Regions from separate parts of the Homo sapiens genome. Here region 2 is linked to region 1. Evidence: read pairs that join two places in POLR2A ChIA-PET (ENCODE). Cell type or tissue: A673. All regions are shown on one strand. Links, peaks and the distances in the headings refer to the core of each region. The heading gives the core; the rest is flanking DNA.

Region 1 (12,919 bases), core at 1,981-9,980:
CAGCATAATACTGGTATAAAAATCAGGACATAGACTGGTGGGACAGAATAGAGAACCCAGAAATAAAGCCAAATACTTACAGCCAACTGATCTTTGACAAAGCAAACAAAAACATAAAGTGGGGGAAAGACACTTTATTCAATAAATGGTGCTGAGATAATTGACAAGCCACATGTAGCAGAATGAAACTGGATCCTCATCTCTCACCTTACACAAAAATCAACTCAAGATGGATCAAAGACTTAAATCTAAGACCTAAAACCATATAAATTCTAGAACACAACATCAGAAAAACTCTTCTAGACATTAGCTTAGGTAAAGAGTTCATGGCCAAGAACTCAAAAGCAAATGCAACAAAAACAAAGATAAATAAATGGGACCTAATTAAGCTAAAAAGCTTTTGCACAGCAAAAGAAATAATCAGCAGAGTAAACAGGCAACCCATGGAGTGGGAGAAAAATCTTCACAAACTATGCATCAAACAAAGGACTAATATCTAGAATCTACAAGGAACTCAAATCAGCAAGAAAAAAAAATCCCATCAAAAAGTGGGCAAAGACATGAATAAACAATTCTCAAAAGAAGACGTACGAATGGCCAATAAAAATATGAAAAAATGTTCAACATCACTAATTATCAGGGAAATGCAAGTCAAAACCACAATGACGTTACTCCTGCAAGAACGGCCATAATTAAAATATCAAAAAATAACATATGTTTGCATGGATGTGGTGAAAAGAGAACACTTTTACACTGCTGGTGAGAATGTAAACTAGTACAACCACTATGGAAAACAGTATGGAGATTCCTTAAAGAACAAAAAATAGAGCTACCATTTGATCCGCAATCCCACTACTGGGTATCTACCCAGAGGAAAAGAAGTCATTATATGAAAAAGACACTTGCACATGCATGTTTATAATAGCACAATTCACAATTGCAAATATATGGAACCAGCCTAAATGCCCATCAACCAATGAGTGATGAGTGGATAAATAAAATGTCATATATATCATATACATACCGTGGAATACTACTCAGTCATAAAAAAGAAATGAAATAATGGCATTCACAGCAACCTGGATGGAATTGGAGACCATTATTCTAAGTGAAGCAACTCAGGAATGGAAAAGCAAATATTGTATATTCTCACTTATAAATGGGAGCTAAGCTGTGAGGACGCAAAGGCATAAGAATGATATAAAGCACTTTGGGGACTCAGCGGGGGAGGATGGGAGGGCAGTGAGGGATAAAAGACTATACATTGGGTACAGTGTACACTGCTTGGGTGATGGGTACACCAAAATCTCAGAAATCATCACTAAAAAACTTATCCATGCAATCAAAAACCACTTGTTATCCAAAAACTGAAATAAAATTAAAAAATAAACTATATTTTTTTAAAGAAAAAGGAACAGAGTCTAAGGGAACTGTGGGACACCATCGAGCATACCAAGAAGCATCCCAGGAGGAGAGAAGAGAGAAAAAGAGGCAAAAAAGCTATTTGAAGAAATCATGGCTAAAATGGCTTGAATTTGATGAAATACATGTATCTATATATCCAAGAAATTCAACAAACTCTAAGTAGAATAAACTCAAAGACATCTACACTGAGGCACAATGATAATTAAACTGTCAAGAAAAAAAAGACTAAGACAATTTTGAAAGTGGCAGGAGAGAAACATCTCGTCATATACAAGCAATCATCAATAAGTTTAACAGCTCATTTCTCATCAGAAACCATGAAAGCCAAAAGGCAATGGGGTGACATAGTTTAAAGCCTGTAAATTAAGAATTATATGTTTATAAAAATATTCTTTAAAAATCAAAATGAAATTCAAAAAGAAAAAAAAAAAAGACCAGGTGTGGTGGCTCACGCCTGTAATCCCAGCATTTTGGGAAGCTGAAGTGGGTGGATCACCTGAGGTCAGGAGTTCAAGACCAACCTGACCAACATGGCAAAAACCCGTCTCTACTAAAAATACAAAAATTAGCCAGGTGCAGTGGTGGGCACCTGTAAACCCAGCTACTCGAGAGGCTGAGACATGAGAATAGCTTGAACCCAGGAGGCGGAGGTTGCAGTGACCCAAGATTGTGCCATTGCACTCCAGCCTGGGCAACAGAGCGAGACTCCATCTCAAAAAAAAACAAAACAAAACAACAAAAAAAAACTAAACTAAAATGAAATTAAGACATTCTCAGATAAAAACTGAGAAAGTTTATTGCTAGCAGTCCTGCCCTACAAGAAATGCTAAAAGCAGTCTTTCAGGATGAAATGAACAGACATTACACAGTAATTCAAAACAATATGAAGAAATAACACCAGTAAAGGTAACAACATAAGTGAATATTAATATAGAAACCAGGGTTATTGTATTTTTGGTTTGTAACTCATCTTTCTTTTCCTATATTATTTAAAATATAAGTGCAAAAAACACTAATTATAAATTTCTGCTAATTGGCACACAATGTATAAAGACGAAACTGTTAACAACAGCAATGTAAAGAGGGAGGGCAGCTATACAGGAGCAGAGATTTCTATGCTGTTGAAGTTAGTTGCTATCAACTCAAAGAAATTTAGGATGTTAATTATAATCTCCAGGGTAACCACTAAGAAAATAACTAAGAAACATACAGAAAAGGAAATGAGGTGGGAATCAAAATGGCACACAAGAAAAAAACAAGAAAATAATCTAGAGGTCCTCTGGCTCATTTTGCCAACAGGTGCAAGAATTGGCTTTCAGTGGAATATGATACATAGCCTGTGGGCAAAATGAGACTCCTCTGAACAGAAATTCAGCCCACATAAGATTTTTAGCAAAAATATAATATAAATAAACATGAAGCATTATCTAGGTAATAAGCATGACCTAGCAGTTCAACATGTTCTGAGAACCTGCCTACAGTTGCTCCTGTGAAATTGAGGCCTGGTGCTACATAGCAAGCCAAAATTTTTCTAAGTCTGCTTGGCAGAAGTCTCATGCCATGACGTTAATGGGTATAACACACAAAAGTGCTGCTGTAGCCAAATATGTTTGAAATGCTGGGTTAAATGGAGTTTAAGAAAGGTCTTGGCTGGATGCGGTGACTCACGTCTGTAATACCAGAACTTTGGGAGGCCGAGGCGGGTGGATCACCTGAGGTCAGGAGTTCCAGACCAGCCTGGCCAACATAGTGAAACCCTGTCTCTACTAAAAATACAAAAATTAGCCAGGCGTGGTGGCATGTGCCTGTAGTCCCAGCTACTCACTCGGGAGACTGAGGCAGGAGAAGCACTTGAACCCGGGAGGCGGAGATTGCATTGAGCCGAGATCATGCCGCTGTACTCCAGCCTGGCAGACAGAGCAAGACTCTGTCTTAAAAAAAAAATTAAAAAAAAAAAAGTCTTTACTGCAGTACTTATTGGAATCTGTAACACATTGTGCATGTACACTTTGAGTCCTCAGGAGGTAGTGATAACACGAATGTTTCCCAAACATTTTCATCGTGGAAAGAATCTGTTATTTTTGAGACTGGAACTTCAGGGAACATTCTTTAGAGAATGGTGCATAGCAAAGTTAAGCAAAAAAATAGAGGTATTCTAAACCCCCGTTTCTTCATGACCATAGTTGGGGTGGTGGCATTTAGGGTTGCTGTGTGATAACCTGAGTGACACACTTGGCCCAGTGGCTGCCACATGGCAGGTGTTTAAACTTTGCAGAGTTTATTAGACTTAATTGCCTATGAAACACTCAATAGACTTTTATTTTCTGTTTAATATAGAATAGGGGGAACACAGACTTGAAGCCAGATAGATTGGGCCTCAAATTCTTGTTTCATTGCTCGCCACCGATTACAGACTTTAACAAGAGTTACAAAATACCTTCCTAGCAACACCTAGATTACCATTTTGTTGAGAATAGGGGGCAATAGCCTAGATAATTTCATACATAACGACCACATGAATCCACCCTTTGACAACCTGGCACCCATACACATCTTCTTAAGCCATATTTAATATCCAAATAAAGACAACAAAGTGATACTTCCCCCTAACATGACACAGCTATCCTGTGTGCAAACAGAAACATGCTAATCCTTTCCCCAGAACAGAATGCAGATTCTTGGGTGATATTCACTCTTTTCCTTTCATATCTTGTAGCTTAAATACAAAGAGTAGACCACATATGACAGTGATGACAGTGGCCCCATAAGATCATAATACTGTATTTTTACTATACCTTTTGTATGTTTAGATATGTTTAGATGCAAAAATGCTTATCATTGTGTTACAATTGCCTACAGTATTCAGTACAGTAACATGCTGTATAGGTTTGTAGCCTGAAAACAATAGGCTATACTACTATATTTAGCCTAGGTGTATGGTAGACTATACCCTCTAGGTTTGTGTAAGTACACTCTATGATGTTTGCATGATGTCAAAGTTGTCTAACAACACATTTCTCAGAATATATTCCTGTTATTAAGCAACACATGACTGTACTGTGATATAAAGTTAACTATTGGCCAGGCATGGTGGCTCACACCTGTAATCCCAGCACTTCGGAAGGCTGAGGTGGGAGGATCACTTAAGCCTGGCAGTTTGAGACCAGTCCGGGCAAAATAGTGAGACTCATCTCTGCAAAAAAAAAAAAAAAATTAGCCAAGTGTGGTGGTGCATGCCTGTAGTCCTAGCCACTTGGAAGGCTGAGGTGGGAGGATCACTTAAGCCCAGGAGTTTGAGGCTGCAGTGAGCCATGATCATGCCACTTCACTCCAGCTTGGGCAACAAAGTGAGACTCTGTCTCAAAATAAATAAATAAAGTCAACTATTACTAATATATCTTCTGTTCTGTGAAAGAGGTAAGACTGAACAACTTATTTAACTTCTCTGAGGTGATCTTTAAAATGGGTTTAAAACACCTACACAGGATTGTTTGCTCATTCCTTCATTCAGCAGTCATTCATACCAATCAATGTCAACTGTGTTGTATACACAAAGACATTCATATATGATACAATCTTTGCCCTTGATTAGCAGACAGACAGTGAGATGAGATGTCTCAAGAATTTGATACGGGACCTGGAACAGAGCCAGTGCTTGAGAAATCTTAGTTGCCTTCCCCTTATTCATGGAATGGGTAAGGCACAGCTCTGAGAACAACCATCCTCATATCCTAGGTTTCTTCACTTCACCCAAAGAGACCATTTATCCTTCAGTAGAAATAATCCCAGAACACTTCCTCCAGATTCAAAGAAAACACCATGCCAAGGGATTTGGCAGATAAAGGAGGAGATAAAGGCTTTCCACATTTCTATGAATGAATGCAATGCTTTGTCTTTAAGGAAAATACAGCAAGAGGCCTCAATGTTTCCTCTTAAGCCCCAGTTTGCATGGCAACCAGACATTCCACACACTTTGATCATAAAACGGAAGCATCAACTCAAATGTGAAAAGACACTTAGCAACTTAAAATCTATTATAGTTTCATAAATTGGAGTCTTTGAATATTCCCAACTATTAACATTTTTCAGAGATTTAAGTCTTAAATAAACTTAAAGCAATTCAAGAGCTTCACATAATGGTACATCTCACTGGTCTATAATAAAGGTATCTGAAGAATCACAAAATTTACTTTTCTAGAAATGGCAACTGCTTAATGATTGTATTGCAAGGCAATTTACCCACAGCCTCCTGGAAAATTGATTTTCCTCTCTCTGTCTTTTCATTTGTAAGCACAAGGGCATAAAGAGCCAAATATTTGCCACCTTGAAACTATATACTTTCCATTATTTTCTGTCTATAAAAACTATAAAATACATTGCGGACCTTCCAGCTCTTCTGCGAGATTTCTCAGATATTTTCAATGTAAGACAAAGACTAAAACAAATCCAAAAAGATGCATATTTGTTTTCTCTAGGCTATGAAGTATAACCCAACTGATTCCGTTCTTCAAACTTGAAATTGTGTACTTGACTAAGAAAAAAACAAAAAACAATTCACCAACTGCATTTGCCAAGCCTCATGGTTTATAGAGCTGTGGGGAGTCAGGAAGATGAGCCCAGCAAGACACAGGACATCTAGTGATAAGAGAGGTGAATAAAGAGAAGAAAAACAATCATTTTCTACAAAGTAGAAATTGAAACGCCTGCAAATCACATATGTACATGACCATCTAAATATGACCATACACAGAAACTCAGATTTCCAAGAATTTTTCCTGGTATGCTTCTTGGCAAAAATGAATCATAGGAGAAATCTTTTTTTTTTTTAACCAAAAAACAATCCCTTGTTCATTTAACAAATACCTACTGAGTGCCTATCATGTACCCAGAACTGTGGTTATAGGTGTAAGACTGACAGACACAGTCTCTACTGGTCTAGGAGCTTACAGCCGCCCAGTGGGGAACACATGAGTCAGCAGGCATCTCTGGAATAGTGTGGCAAGTGACATGATGGAGGTAACCCAAAAGCTATGAGAGAGAGTACCTGGAAGGACACCTAACCCAGATTTGGGCTTCCTTGGATATAGATATCTTCAAATTGAGGTCTAGAAAATAACAAGTTAGCTAAAGGAAGATACTACATGTTTTGAGGATGACGGGGGAGGTCCCATGTGAAATGGAACAGCATGTACAAAAGCCTGGAGCAACAGTGATCATAGAGAGTTCAAAGTATTGAAGATAGTTCCGTTTAGCTGGACTTTCCCACACTAGGAAGGATAGGATTGTGGATACAATTCTAATGCTGCCACCAACACTGGCTTACATCCTTGGAAAGTGAAGGGGAGAGATGGGGGGAGGACACAGCCACACTGAGAGTCATGCTTTGGGCAGCCTTGCCTGCAGGGGGCCACTGAACCATACGTATTATACCCATGTAAAATTGTCCCAGTCTAAAAGAACATATGTAGGGGTGTTTCAAGGTCCTTTGAGAGGAGCTACTGATAAGTTTGCACCTATTCAAATACTTATCTTTTTAAGCATACTAGGTTGGCAGGAGGGGCATCCACTGAAAATTGGACTGTGAGGAAAGAGCATGGCCTGTGGAGTCAGAAACACTGAGTTCTACCCCAGGTTCAGGCCCTGTGGGTTGTCACACCTGACACATCCCATTCACTCACTCACTCATTCATGTGTTCAAATATTGAGAGGCCCTTCTATGTACCATAAACTGGCAGGAGCAGGTGACAGAAGGTGATATGGTTCGGCTGTGTCCCCACCCAAAATCTCATCTTGAATTATAATCCCCATAATCCCTATGTGTCAAAGGCAGGGCCAGGTGGAGGTAATTAGATCATGGGAGTGGTTTCACCCATGCTGTTCTCATGGTAGTGAGTCTCACAAGACCTGATGGTTTTATACGCGTCTGGCATTTCCCTTGCTTGCACTCACTTGGTCCTGAAACCCTATGAAGAAGATGCCTGCTTCTCCTTTGCTTTCCACCATGATTGTAAGTTTCCTGAGGCTTCCCCAGCCATGCGGAATTGTGAGTCAATTAAACCTCTTTCCTTTATAAATTACCCAGTCTCAGGTATTTCTTCATAGCAGTGTGAGAACAGACTAATACAGAAGGATAAAGCAAAGTCCTCACTCTTAAGGAACTCAAGAGTCTAAGGAGGGAGGGGCAAGCAAATATGCAGAAGATTGCATCACCCTGTATTAAATACGATGCTGAAAAGAAGCATTGAATGCCATGAGAGTCCACAGAGGAAGGGGCAAAAGCAGGCTGTCTTGTGATGAAGGTGCCTGAGCAGAGCCCGAGATGATGAGCAGCCTGGCGGAGAAGCAGGGAAAGGTCATCCCCAGCAGATGGAGCTGCAGATGAAAAGGAACAGAGCAGTGGTGGCTCATTCAGAGAGCAGGGAGTAGCTCAGTGTGGCTGGCCTGAAGGGTGAGGATGGGATGGGGGGTGAGAAGTTTCTGTTGTAACCCATGTCAGATGATGAAGAGCCTCGAATGACCATGTTAAAGTATTTGCATGAGGTGGCAGAGGAAGAGGGGTCCAGGATAGCTCCAGGCAGGGTGACTGGAGGGAAGGGGTGCCATTAGCCAGCATAGAAAAGCAGATTGAATGAGGAGCTAAAACAGGTAAGTGTAAGGTGCCTGTGAGAAATTCAAGTGCAATACCATTGGAAGTATGTAGATATGTAATTCTACAGGTCGGGACTGTATAGAGATTTAAGAGTACCCACATATAGATGATCACTAAAGCCATGTTGGGGGTGAGATTGCCCAGAGAGAGAGTGTGTACCGTAAGAAGAGAAGAGGTCCAACCAAGAACAGAGCCCCAGAAAGCACTTAAAGGGCAGAAGGCGGAAATGGAACCTATCAAAGGGACCAACAAGGAACTAGTTGAGACGCAGGAGGAAAGTCCTGAGAATCAAGAAGACATGACTTTCAAGAAGGCCAGGGGGATTGAGTACTTTGGTCAAAGGCAGCTGAAGGGTCAGGTAGGATACAGATGGACCTTACCCACTGGATTGGATAATTTAGAAGTTGCTGCTGAATATGGCCAGAGTGGATTCCAGGGAACGGTGGTGGAGCCAGGCAGCAGGGAGGGATAATGAGCATAAGGAGACACAGAGGAGCCACCATGAACATACACAGGTTTTATACAAAACATGGCTAGGAAGAAAAGACAGTTTGGTAGCTGACGTGGAACTTAGGGTCAAAGGACAGTTCCAGGACGGGACGTTGGGTGGATTGAAAATATATGAAGAGGCCGGGTGTGGTGGCTCACACCTGTAATCCCAGCACTTTGGGAGGCCAAGGCAGGTGGATCACTTGAGGTCGGGAGTCCGAGACCAGCCTGGCCAACATGGTGAAACCCCGTCTCTACTAAAAATACAAAAATTAGCCAGGCTTGGTGGCACGTGCCTGTAATCCCAGCTACTGGGGAGGCTGAGGCAGGAGAATTGCTTGAACCCAGGAGGCGGAGGTTGCAGTGAGCTGAGATTGCGCCATTGCACTCTAGTCTGGGTGACAAAGCAAGACTCCGTCTCAAAAAAAAAGAAGAAAAGAAAGAAAATGTATGGAGAACAGTGCAAATTGTAAAACTGCATGCAAACCTTAGTTACTAGTTAATAATGCTCTCTGATATACCCAGCAGCAGCCTGGTTTGAATGTGACAATGTGACATAAGTGTAATGGTGAGCAAGGGAGCCATCAGCCCGAGAAGGAAAATATGGAGAGTAAAGACATTTGTTCTTTCTCCCCTGTCTGTAATTTTCAGTTAATTCCTTGTCCATAGAACACTGGTGTTTTGCTCTCTGTTCTCCCCTTCCTTGGACTCTCTTCAACAGTTGATGAGCTTCACATTCATTTCCCTTGTGGTGATTAGACCTAAAAAGTGGCCTTCTTCAAGTGGCAATGAGAGGCCCCAGCATTAACGCTCTGAAATATCACGGAAATTATCAGAAAATGAAGAGGCTCTGGTTGGAAAATCTGGGAGTGAGGAAGAAAACTGAGAGAGGAAAGGCAGGGAGGGGAGGGGTGGGAGAAAAGGCTGAGAGGAGAGGTCACTATAAACTAAAAGGAGGAAGAATAGAGGAGGGAAGGAAAAGAAAGAGGGGATAGGAAGGAAGAGAGGAGAGGGGAGGGAGGGAGAGGAGAGAGAGAAGGGAAGAGATGGGAAGAAGGATGGGGAGAGGGAGAAAGGAGAGGTCACCTTAAGTTGGAGAGAAAAGGATAGGTGAGCACATGATAAAGGAGAAGAGAGAGAGGAAAGGAAGGAAGGCAGGAGAAAGGGAGAGATGGGATAGGTCAGGTTAAACTAGGGAGGTGTCTGAATTAGTATTCCAGGAAGAGATGCTGGGTGGATTGAAAATGTATCAAGAACAATTGCATATTGTAAAACTGCATACAAACCTCAGTTATGAGCTATTACACTCAGCAGCAGGAAAGAAGAGAGGCAGAAAAGAGAGATGGGATACGTCAGGTTAAACTAGAGAAGGGTCTGAGTTAAAACTATGTTTTTAAGAAATGCAGTTTGGGCCAGGCATGGTGGCTCACACCTGTAATCCCGGCACTTTGGGAAGCCGAGGCAGGTGGATCACTGGAGATCAGGAGTTTGAGACTAGCCTGGCCAACATGGTGAAACCCCATCTCTACTAAAAATACAAAAAGTTAGCTGGGCATGGTGGTGTGCACCTGTAATCCCAGCTACTCGGGAGGGAGGCTGAGGTGGGAGAATCGCTGGAACCCGGGAGGCAGAGGTTGCAGTGAGCCGAGATTGTGTTACTGCATTCCAGCCTAGGCGACAGAGTGAGAGTCTGTCTCAAAAAAAAAAAAGAAAGAAAGAAAAGAAAAGAAATGCAGTTTTATTCTACTCGGGTATTTCTCCTCATTGCAGACAACAAATTGCAGAGTATGCACTCTGGGCCAGGGACTGTGTTTGACCCTGTGACTATTACTGTCTTTCTGGAGCTGCTTACAGAAGAGGCAATGTCGAGCCTGTCTGCAGGCATTCATTTCCAAGGGCAGGAGGTATGTGCAATGACTGCAGCAGCATAAGCTCCAAGAGACATCTCACCAGCCCATGACGGCCATACAAGCTTCCCTGACAGGAAGCCTTCAGTTCTGAGAGCTGAGGGGTATGTATCCCTAGACACAGAGGCTGGGCTATGACAGAACAGCCCTGGAAGTGGGGCCCCTGCAAGCGGCAGGACAATGACAGGCCGTCAGGCCTCAGGAGTGCCCAGAGCATCAATGAGAGCAAGTACAACAGATTAAGATCTAAAAGTAAATAAAAACCACATTTAAAAGGGCTGGTGTGCCATGTTAAGGACCTGGGACTTACCTTAAGGTCTAGAAAGGTTTTAAACATGGGAGCATCATAATTGTCTTTACATTTTTAAAAGATCATTCTGAAAAACAAAGACTGCAAACAAATGTTGAACCCTAGTTAATGATATGCATGTTTGAATTACTTAGGAAGACATCAGTTTACTGATATCTGCAATTTACTTTGAAATACATAAAAAATAATAAGACTGATACCTGAATAGAGAGAAGGATGGTTGGCTAAATATATAATAAAGAAAATATAATAAAATGGTAATGGTGAAATCTAAGTGGTGGGCATATGAGAGAGAGTTCACTATAAAATTATCTCAACTTTATGTTTGAAAACTTTCATAATTAAAATACTGATAAAAGAAACGAAATAATTATATGAAAAATATACCTGCATTCTTATGTTTATTACAGCACTATTCACAATAGTAAAGATTTGGAATCAACCTAAGTGTTCATTAACAGATGAATGGATAAAGTAAATGTGGTAAAATATATACAATGATACACTATTCATCCATATAAAAGAATGAAATCGTATCTTTTGCAGTAACATGGATGGAACTGAAGCCACTATCTTAAGTAAAACAACTCAAACAAAAAGTCAAATACTGCATTTTCTCACTTAAAAGTGGAAGCTAAATAATGTGTACACATGGACATAGAGCATGGAATAATAGATGTTGGAGACTCAGAAGGGCGGGAGGGGGTGAGGTATAAGAAATTACATAATGAGTACAATGTACAAAGCACAGACTTCACCACTGTGCAATATATCCATGTAACCAAACTGCACTTATACCCTTAAATTTATACAAATTTAAAAAAATTCTGAGAAATTAGATCATTATGGCTGCTACTTGATTAAAGCTCTGGAAAAGGGTGGGAGAGCTAGTTAGGAGGTTGTTGCAGTAACTGAGGCAAGAGCCGATCATGGTCCAGACAGTAAGTAAGGGATGTGAATTCAAGAGATATTTAGAAAGTTAAATCAACAGCTTCGGCGATTGGATAGACATAGAGTGAAGAATAAATTAATATCCCTATTTACCTCCCTAGACAGAAACCAATTAAGAGTTTACATGAGGATGGTCAATCAGGTTTGGGGTGAGAAGAATTCATGAGACCCAGTAAGAACTCTGAATCACTGAAGTCCCCTTCGGCTGGCCTCTGACATCAGATTCTCACCAGGAGACTCCTGGCTCTAGCTCTTCACTTTCGTAGTCTGTTCTCAAATTCAGTGGGGGAGTGACCTCAGGATGGGAGAGGGGAAGGAAGTCATCACTGCCCAGCATCTCCAGTGGCCCCAAACCAGAGCCAAGGCTGGGTTGCTTCACCTACTGCCCTGCCCTCCTTGTCCTCCCTCAGAGCCCGCTGAAGGCTGCTGTACCTCTTCTTTTGGAAACGCAAGTGTTGGTTTTGTTGTGTGTGTGTGTGTTTTAGAATAAAAATTGTCTTGAATCAGCCACTTCAAATTGCTTCATCTACAGTCAGCTTTGACTTATCTGCTTTCAGTCAGAAAACAGATTGCTATGGAAGGCTCAGTCACAATAAGGCAAAAATGAGCTTTGCTCAAGGGTCTCAAGCTGCATCTCCCGAGAGCAGATGCTGGCCGGCCTGATGGTTCTCTGAAAGGCAGCCTCACTCACTGGGTAATTCCTTCCTCCCTCCCTCCCTCCCTCCCTCCACCTGCATATGCGCTGGCTGCAATTTTAGCTCATTTCCTACAGCTTTGTCCTGGAGACTGTTATCAAGCAAGCCGCCCTTCGTCCTTCTTCACACCCTATGAAGGACAGTTGTCAGAGGACCTATTTCCATTTCAATAATTACTCTTGTGATTCATGTCTGGATTCTCGGCTCTGGCACCTCCACAGCCATTTTAAACTGAACCTTAAACCCCAAATCTCTTACCTTATCAATGCTTGGAGCTTCCTGAATATTCATGAGGAACTGAACAGAACATGACAGCCTGCTTCTCCCTCTGTCAGGCTATAGAGATGCTATTACCATTTGGTATCTGACCCTAAGGAGGAGACTCCAGGCTCTGCTTAACGTGGGGACATGGGAGACTGGGTTAATAACTGTCACTGTTCTAGAATAAAGCCAACACACGCCTCCCAATACATGCACAACCTCATTATGGCAT
Region 2 (8,000 bases), core at 1-8,000, 170 kb after region 1:
ACCCTTCTGACAAAGGGCTAATATCCAGAATCTATAAAGAACTTAAACAAATTTATAAGAAAAAATCAAACAACCCCTTCAAAAAGTGGGTGAAGGATATGAACAGACACTTCTCAAAAGAAGACATTTATGCAGCCAACAGACACATGAAAAAATGCTCATCATCACTGCCCGTCAGAGAAATACAATTCAAAACCACAATGAAATACCATCTCATACCAGTTAGAATGGCGATCATTAAAAAGTCAGGAAACAACAGGTGCTGGAGAGGATGTGGAGAAATAGGAGCACTTTTACACTGTTGGTGGGACTGTACACTAGTTCAACCATTGTGGAAGACAGTGTGGTGATTCCTCAAGGACCTAGAACTAGAAATACCATTTGACCCAGCCATCCCATTACTGGGTATATACCCAAAGGATTATAAATCATGCTGCTATAAAGACACATGCACACATGTGTTTATTGTGGCACTATTCACAATAGCAAAGACTTGGAACCAACCCAAATTTCCATCAATGATAGACTGGATTAAGAAAATGTGGCACATATACACTATGGAATACTATGCAGCCATAAAAAATGATGAGTTCATGTCCTTTGTAGGGACATGGATGAAGGTGGAAACCATCATTCTGAGCAAACTACCGCAAGGACAGAAAACCGAACCCCGCATATTCTCACTCATAGGTGGGAATTGAACAATGAGAACACTTGGACACAGGGCAGGGAACATCACACACCGGGGCCTGTCATGGGGTTGGGGGAGGGGGGAGGGATAGCATTAAGAGCAATACCTAATGTAAATGACGAGTTAATGGGTGCAGCACACCAACATGGCACATGTATACATATGCAACAAACCTGCACGTTGTGCACATGTACCCTAGAACTTAAGGTATAATAATAATAAAAAAGATTGCTATCTAATTTTTAGAAGACAAGAGAATTATTCCCACTGTCAATTTGTTTAAGACATTACAATCATATTAAAACATCTTCCATTATTATGTTACAGTTTTTAATAAAGATTCCTTCACAAATCCTATAAGAACATTTTTTTACCTCATAAAAATAACTAGCTTACCTGTTTTTTCCTTTTGTTCTCTATGCCTGAAAAAATGGATAATGTCTTTTGGATTAGCTACCCGATCCACAAATTTCTGGCTAAAGCGAAGAACACTGAAAGGTTCAAAACCTCCACTATAGTCCACCTGAAAACACAGAATAATCTATGAACGCTAGGAAACAACAATTTGCCAATTTTTAAAACACACACTAATCCTTCAGTATTCACAGTGTTTATGCTTGATACTTTGAAATTTATGAATTAATTTTCTACAGTAGATCATGATGGAGCTATATCATTTATCCTACTGAGAAACTAATGTTTGAAAAGTTTATAAGCATAAGCAAAATACTTTGTTCGATGGAATCAAGGTATTGCAATAATTTCCACAATGCAGAATGATTACATCTCCCCCTGATAACACTAATAGTCTAGGTACCTACCAAGCAAACCATCTGAAAACAATTTTCTGAACTTTCAAAACAAACAAACAAACAAACACACACCAAAATAAAATACTAGCCTTAAATGCATTAGTAAATTGGTCTATCATCTTAGAGATGTGCCTCAAGAGAAAGATGAATGCTAGGAACATCCAGGTAATAAAGAATCAAATCTGTGAGCCTTGAGAAATGATTACCTCCAAAACATGGTATCTCACTGAAACTGAGAACTTCTCTCAAGGTAGACTCTTTCTACAGAAGTCTGTAGTGGTAAACAGACCTTTACAAAGACAAATACCACCTTTCTTTCTCAGAGATATGTTCTTCTCAACTAGCTGTTCCCAAAGTACGCTATGGGGACCAGCACTGCACCACCTCACAGCTTATCCAGAATGCTCCCTAACTAAAGTGCTCCCACTTTCACTCATCATCACTATCTGCTAAGGTTTTTTGTTCATTTATTTGATATTTGTGTATCATGTCTCTCTTTGCACCTCCACCTCCTGTAAGCTCGACGAATTCAAAACCTCATCTGTTTTATCATCCCTATATCCTGCAGCATCCATAATAGCAGGTACTCAGTAAGATTTAGTCAATGAATTAATGAATGTCTTTTAGTCAGTACAATGTAGTTTTGTAATATTACTTATATGACAATATGTGCTGTTTTATGAATGAATTCGTAATTTACTGTGCTTAGGAAAAGAAATGCCAATTTTCTATTAAAGTCTGGTTAGTTTTAATGCTGTGAGGCAGACACAGATGAGAAAATTGGGATCTTTTGCCATAATGAAGAGAACTATGTGATTCCCTTAAAGTAATTATTTTTGTATTACCCAGACCATCTCTCTCTCTCTCTTTTTTTTTTTTTTTTTTTTGAGATGGCGTCTCACTGTCACCCAGGCTGGAATGCAGAGGCACAATCTCAGCTCACTGCAACCTCTGCCTCCCGGGTTCAAGCGATTCTCACGCTTCAGCCTCCCAAGTAGTTGGGATTACAGGCATGCACCACCATACCTGGCTAATTTTTTTATTTTTAGTAGAGACAGGGTTTTGCCATGTTGCCCAGGCTGGTCTCGAACTCCTGACGTCAGATGATTCAGCCACTTCGGCCTCCCAAAGTGCTGGGATTACAGGCGTGAGCCACCATGCCCAGCCTTACCCAGATCATCTCTACAGCTACCATGTTATAAAAGACAAAATACTAAATGCTAAAGCTATTAGGTCTCTCCTTCAAACTTCTCATTTATAAATGTTTGGTCATAACAAATTTTATTGGATGTCCTCAATGTTCTAAGTATGCTGTTCAGGGCCAGGGATACAACCATAAATAAATACAATCTTGGCTGTCAAGAAATTCACAAACTGACTGGGAAGAAAAACATGTAAACAGATCACTGGAAGCAGACTGTGAGTGGTGCTATAAGAGGTATGTACAAAGTTGGATGAGGACACAAAGGAAGAAGCATGTTCTCTGTGGGCAGGTCAAGAAAGGCTTCTTTGAAGACAGAGGCTTTAGGTGGGTGCTGAAGAAGGTATAGAGAAAGGAGGAGAGAAGTATGTCCCACGCAACAGGATCAACATGGACAAAGGTTCCAGTGAAATAAACTCCACTGCACCCAGGGGACGGCAGCTTTTTTGGTTTAGACCACATCATGTAGACCCCTGAATGCTAACCTAAAAAAGTTTAGACTTTTTCCTGTTAGTGCTGGGGAATAATTAAGTTATTTTTAGCAGAAAAGACATGCAAAACTGTGTTTTACAAAGATCATTTTGGCATTAGTGTGGAGAGAGAAGGAAACTGGAGGCAGAGTCCTGGTAGGAGGCTGCAGCAATAGGCCAGGAAGTATTAATAAGGGCTTCACTATGCCAGCGACAGTGGGATAAAGAAACGGGAACAGATTACCTACTGTGCAACAGACACTATTTAATCCATTTAGATCTCATAAATCTACGAAGCATTTGGTTGGTGCACAAGTAACTGCAGTTTTTGCCATTACTTTCTACGACAAAACCCGCAAATACTTTTGCACCAACCTAATACAAACCAAGGGATAAGGGATGCGGTTGCTCAAGGTCATACAACTAGTGGTTGGGCCAGAATGAAGCTCAGGAAGTCTGGCTCTACACTGTACTCTTTACCTCCACAGTCTACATCCCAGTACTTCTCAAATTTTCATGAACATATACATTTCTTGGAGATTTTTGTTAAAATACAGTGGGTTCTGATGCAGGGTCTGAGGCTCTGCATTTTTAACAATTTCCCAGGCAACAACAACACTGCTGGTTTAAAGACTACACTCCTCAGTACCAGGCCTCAGGGGACTCCTGGAGATACAGAACAAGAAGGAGGTCTACGTAAAGATTTTGAAGTCATCACTCTATTGGTGGTCATTAAAGCTGTATGCCTACACTGAAAAGAGGGCTAACTATGAGACGGGACGGATACAAATAACTCAGAGAATGCCCAAGAGTAATTCAGCAAGATGAGACACGATCTATTGGATTGAACAATTAAAGGTCATCTTTTCCACTGGTTATGGTGAAGTCAGAGCCTTGGTTATAGTGAACTGAAGAAGAGAAAGTTAAGAGAGATATAGGTTATATACTTTTAGGGGCTTTTAAAGAGAGTAAGCAACATGGGGTAGGAGTTTGGAAAAGGGAAAAGCATAGTGGTAAAGAAGAAGTCTGTTGTTGTTTCTTTGTTTATAACACGATAGAAAGGATAAGCAGATTTATAGGCACAGGAAACAATCCTAATAATAACCAAAACAAATAAACCGTACATAGATTAGAAGGATGTGTTACGGGGAAAAAAATAAGAAGAAAAGAGGAAGCAGAAGAAGGTAAGTGAAATCAGGGCACTGGAGAGAAGGTAGGGGCTGCAATCTTGATGATAGGGCTGCAGTGAGGTGACACGGGAGCAGACTAAAGGGAGATAAGAGCACATCCCACATGCCCAAGAAACTGCGAGAAGGCCAAGATGCCTGGAATGAAGTGAGTAGAGGAGGTAGTTAAAGATGAAGCCAGAGAGCTCAGCCAATCTATTAAATATAACAACAAATTATTTAGAAAATGAGAAAAATAAGTTACCAAACCTATCACTTAAACTGTGATTAACTCAAATCCTTATATCTTTGTTTTTGCCTCCGATGGTGATTGCTCTTCTTATTACTATGAGCACTCTCCTCACTACTTTTCAAAGAAACCATGTAAACTGTACATTACTATGCTTTGAAAATTAATAATATTCAATCTATATAAATAGGACTTACTCGCAGTCGTACAAGAGGCTTCTCTGGCTGGTGAGAATTACCCAGACGTTCCCGTTCAGCATTTTCAAGCATTTCTTCAATCTCAAAATTTTTAAAAAGATTAAAAAACAACGTAGTAAACTGAGTTTAACTTGGCTGAATAGCAGCTTATTACCACAGGAATTTTCCTGAACTACATAATCATCTTTATTTCCTAGGTCATTTATGACACCTTTTCAAATATACCTTCTTGTAATGCTCCTTTAATACTATTCCTTAATGTTTTCCTTTCATGAAAGTTCTTCATAATTTTTCAATCTCTAAAATAATTCTTTTAGAATAAAACTTAAAATATTACTACTCATGTTTCAATAAGGCTTTCCTCAGCTTACCAACTTAAAACCAAGTAAGTCTAGTTTTTGCAGTCATATGATCCATGGGAGACTCACCAGAAGATTTAGGGATCAATAAGCAAGGACTTTAGATTATTTATCTTGGAAGAGTTCAAGGTAAAAGAAAATAAGACTGATGTTTTCAAATATGTGGAGTTGTCTCATACTCTGAGAGGATAAGATTATAACATCTTAGACTTGAAAGAGTTCTGAAGACAAAAGCACTTGTTCTATATTGTTCTTAAGGGTAAAACCAAGTTACAAGGAGACAGCACTAGATTATTTTCATAAATGGCTGTGTGCACAGTGATTAGATATCTCCAGATGGCCAACTTCATAGCTGAACAATTCTAGTTCTTAGAAAGTTCTTGTATTGGAACAAAAACTGCCTTCCTATAACTTGGTCCTGATCTCAAGAACAATACAGAACAAGTGTTTTTGTCCTCAGATTTCTTTCACATCTAAGACTTTATAATCTTGTCCTTTAAACTGTCTGTAACAATGAAGTCCAAAAGAGTTTTCTGCAATAATTTTTTCTATGTGCATATTCAATATGGTTGCCAAAACCATATGTGGATATAGAGTACTTGAAATGTGGCTAGTACAAGTGAGAAACTGAATTTTAAATTTAAATGTAAATAATTAAATGTAAACGCCACATGTGCTAGTGAATACATATCAGACAGCACAGAGAAAATCTATAAGAATATGATCTCCTAGGTCAATTATTTCAATCCAACAAGCATTTATAGAGCATCATTTTGCCAGGTACTAGGTCAAGTGCTGAGACAGAAAAGTAAGATATGGGTCCTGTCCTCAAAGAGTTCAGAAGACACTCACATGCTTATAAAAAATAATATAACTTAACTAAGTACAATAACAGAAATGTACATAAAATACAGAGATAACAGAAAGTTATGTGCACACCTGGTGTTTAAAATGAACCTCTATTACTTTGTGTCACCAGCGTCTACTTTCCTCTCTGGATTCATGTCACCAAAGCCCACAGGATTTAGGTGAAGTTCATACAGTAGACCTCAACCAGAGGTGACTTTGCTTCTCTAAGGACATTTGGCAAGGTCTGTAAACATTTTTGATCATCACGACCAGTTAGAAGGGGTACTACTGGCATCTAGTGGGTACAAACCAGGGAGAATACTGCTAAACATCCCAGAGTGCACAGAACTGCCTCCCACAACAAAGAATTATTAGTACAAAATGTCAACTAAGCCAAAGTTGAAAAACCCAGGTCTGACTCCAGGGAAGGGCACATGACTCAGGCCTGGATCAATCAATGCAAAAGCAATTAATGCATTTTCTATCTCTTTGGCTTGAGAGATTGGATTTAGGGATGCCAGAATCTTAATCTATGTTTGAGTTTCTAGAGTCAATCATCTTGAAACAAGCGTACACTTTTGGTTACGTGAGCTACACACTGCTCAAAAAGCTGTGACACTGAATGAGTCACCTTATCTAAGGTTCAGTTCCTCTAAACTATAGATGGTAGAAACTACTCACATATAGTATTGTTGGCTAGATTAAATGCTGTCAACAGTGCACATCACATACAGTAAATCAGTAAGTATCACTGGTCATAATTATTATCATTGTTACTATGTTACCTGATTTTTCATGAAAAGAAAACATAGTAGGACAGCTGACACAGAGTTAAGAACTGAGCGTCAGCAAGTGATGCTAATTAAGCTGTCAAACCACATATTATTAAATGCATTAATCCACCCAACCTTAGTAGTGGCTGAAATTTTCTAGAGATTTAGGGGTGGCAATGTGCATAGAGAGGGAGGTTTGGGACTTACATTGCAGCAATAGGGTGGATAGCAAACACATTTTTCACATTTCATTTGGGGTAGCTTTCAGGGTGAAAGGGACGCCTAATACAGATTATTAGAAGCTAAGGCTTTTCTCACACACGATAGTCTCCCATTCCTCAATCAAAGTTACTGCCTGCTTTCATAAATAAAATGAACAAATCATCAAATCAGGATTAAAAAGGAGAAAAGATTATGTATTATGTTTTTGAAAAGGAAGAAAGAAACTAGGAGAGAGATTTAATTTTTTTTAACATCCAGTATTCCTCTCTCTCAATGACTTAAAAAAAAAAATCTTGGACACAATTAAACACATTCACTGAAGAACAGTGTCCTTACAGGCTTCATGAGAATGTAATCAACATAAAGGCTTCCCTCTACTCTATTAAATTACTTAATTGAAGGTGAATAATTCTTCAACTAAAGTAGATCTCATTGACTTTATCAAAAAGAATTACCTTCTCCAAACAGAAGCTTTGTATGGCTTGGGTTACTTTAGGATTATCTGGGTTAAAAATGTCTGGATGATTAGCTAGAACAATATCCTCCATGAAAAACTGCCGCACTGTGTGAAGAGGAATTTTATGCATATTCATCTTCCTCCCTTTAATACGCAGCAAACCAACATGTCTGAAGTGGAGAGAAATGAACACCGAGTCACAGTGTAAATTTCCTCAGGGTGATGTGCAAACGAAAGCTTTCATATTTCTTAGTTTCTAAAAATGCTTCTTTATAAAATCATACTCTTAAAAATAAATGTTTCTGCTAATTTAACCTTAATGTTATCATCACAGGAAAAGATGGTAGACATTTTCCTTCCCCAGAGTAAAATCAACTCATCCATTATTATCCCTGTCTGATCAGTCTTGTAAGATAGACATAATAAGCATAAAAAAATGTTAACAGGACTATGATGGTAGCATATGTAGACTATAGTATTACATCTATATACCTATGTATATGTACATACATGTACACATATAGACAAAATGATTTTGCAGTGGACTCATGAA

The links. ChIA-PET counts read pairs that join two places held together with the same protein. Peaks named below come from ENCODE experiments on the same cell type or tissue, not always from the same donor. Only the 100,000 strongest peaks of a DNase experiment are listed, where the experiment ranks them.
Region 2: POLR2A ChIA-PET joins it to region 1 with 7 read pairs; 2 of 35 experiments call an interaction of 5 or more read pairs at or near these places.

The regions. Positions count from the first base shown.
Region 1 is chr11:94,290,570-94,303,488 of GRCh38, forward strand. No RefSeq gene overlaps it. Among named protein-coding and RNA genes, the nearest start is that of IZUMO1R, 7.6 kb to the right of the region's middle. In A673, for the core only: a CTCF peak has its summit at 7,755 (motif pointing right); no DNase peak of the experiment used is centred there; H3K27me3 peaks cover 2,880 bases.
Region 2 is chr11:94,463,026-94,471,025 of GRCh38, forward strand. MRE11 (MRE11 double strand break repair nuclease) reads right to left here. Exons shown (of 20, transcript NM_005591.4): 9 at 7,446-7,617; 10 at 4,788-4,868; 11 at 1,088-1,214. It overlaps MIR548L (microRNA 548l), which reads right to left and starts at 3,555; the gene lies at 3,470-3,555. In A673, for the core only: no CTCF peak of the experiment used is centred there; a DNase peak (open chromatin) is centred at 3,426; H3K27ac peaks cover 617 bases.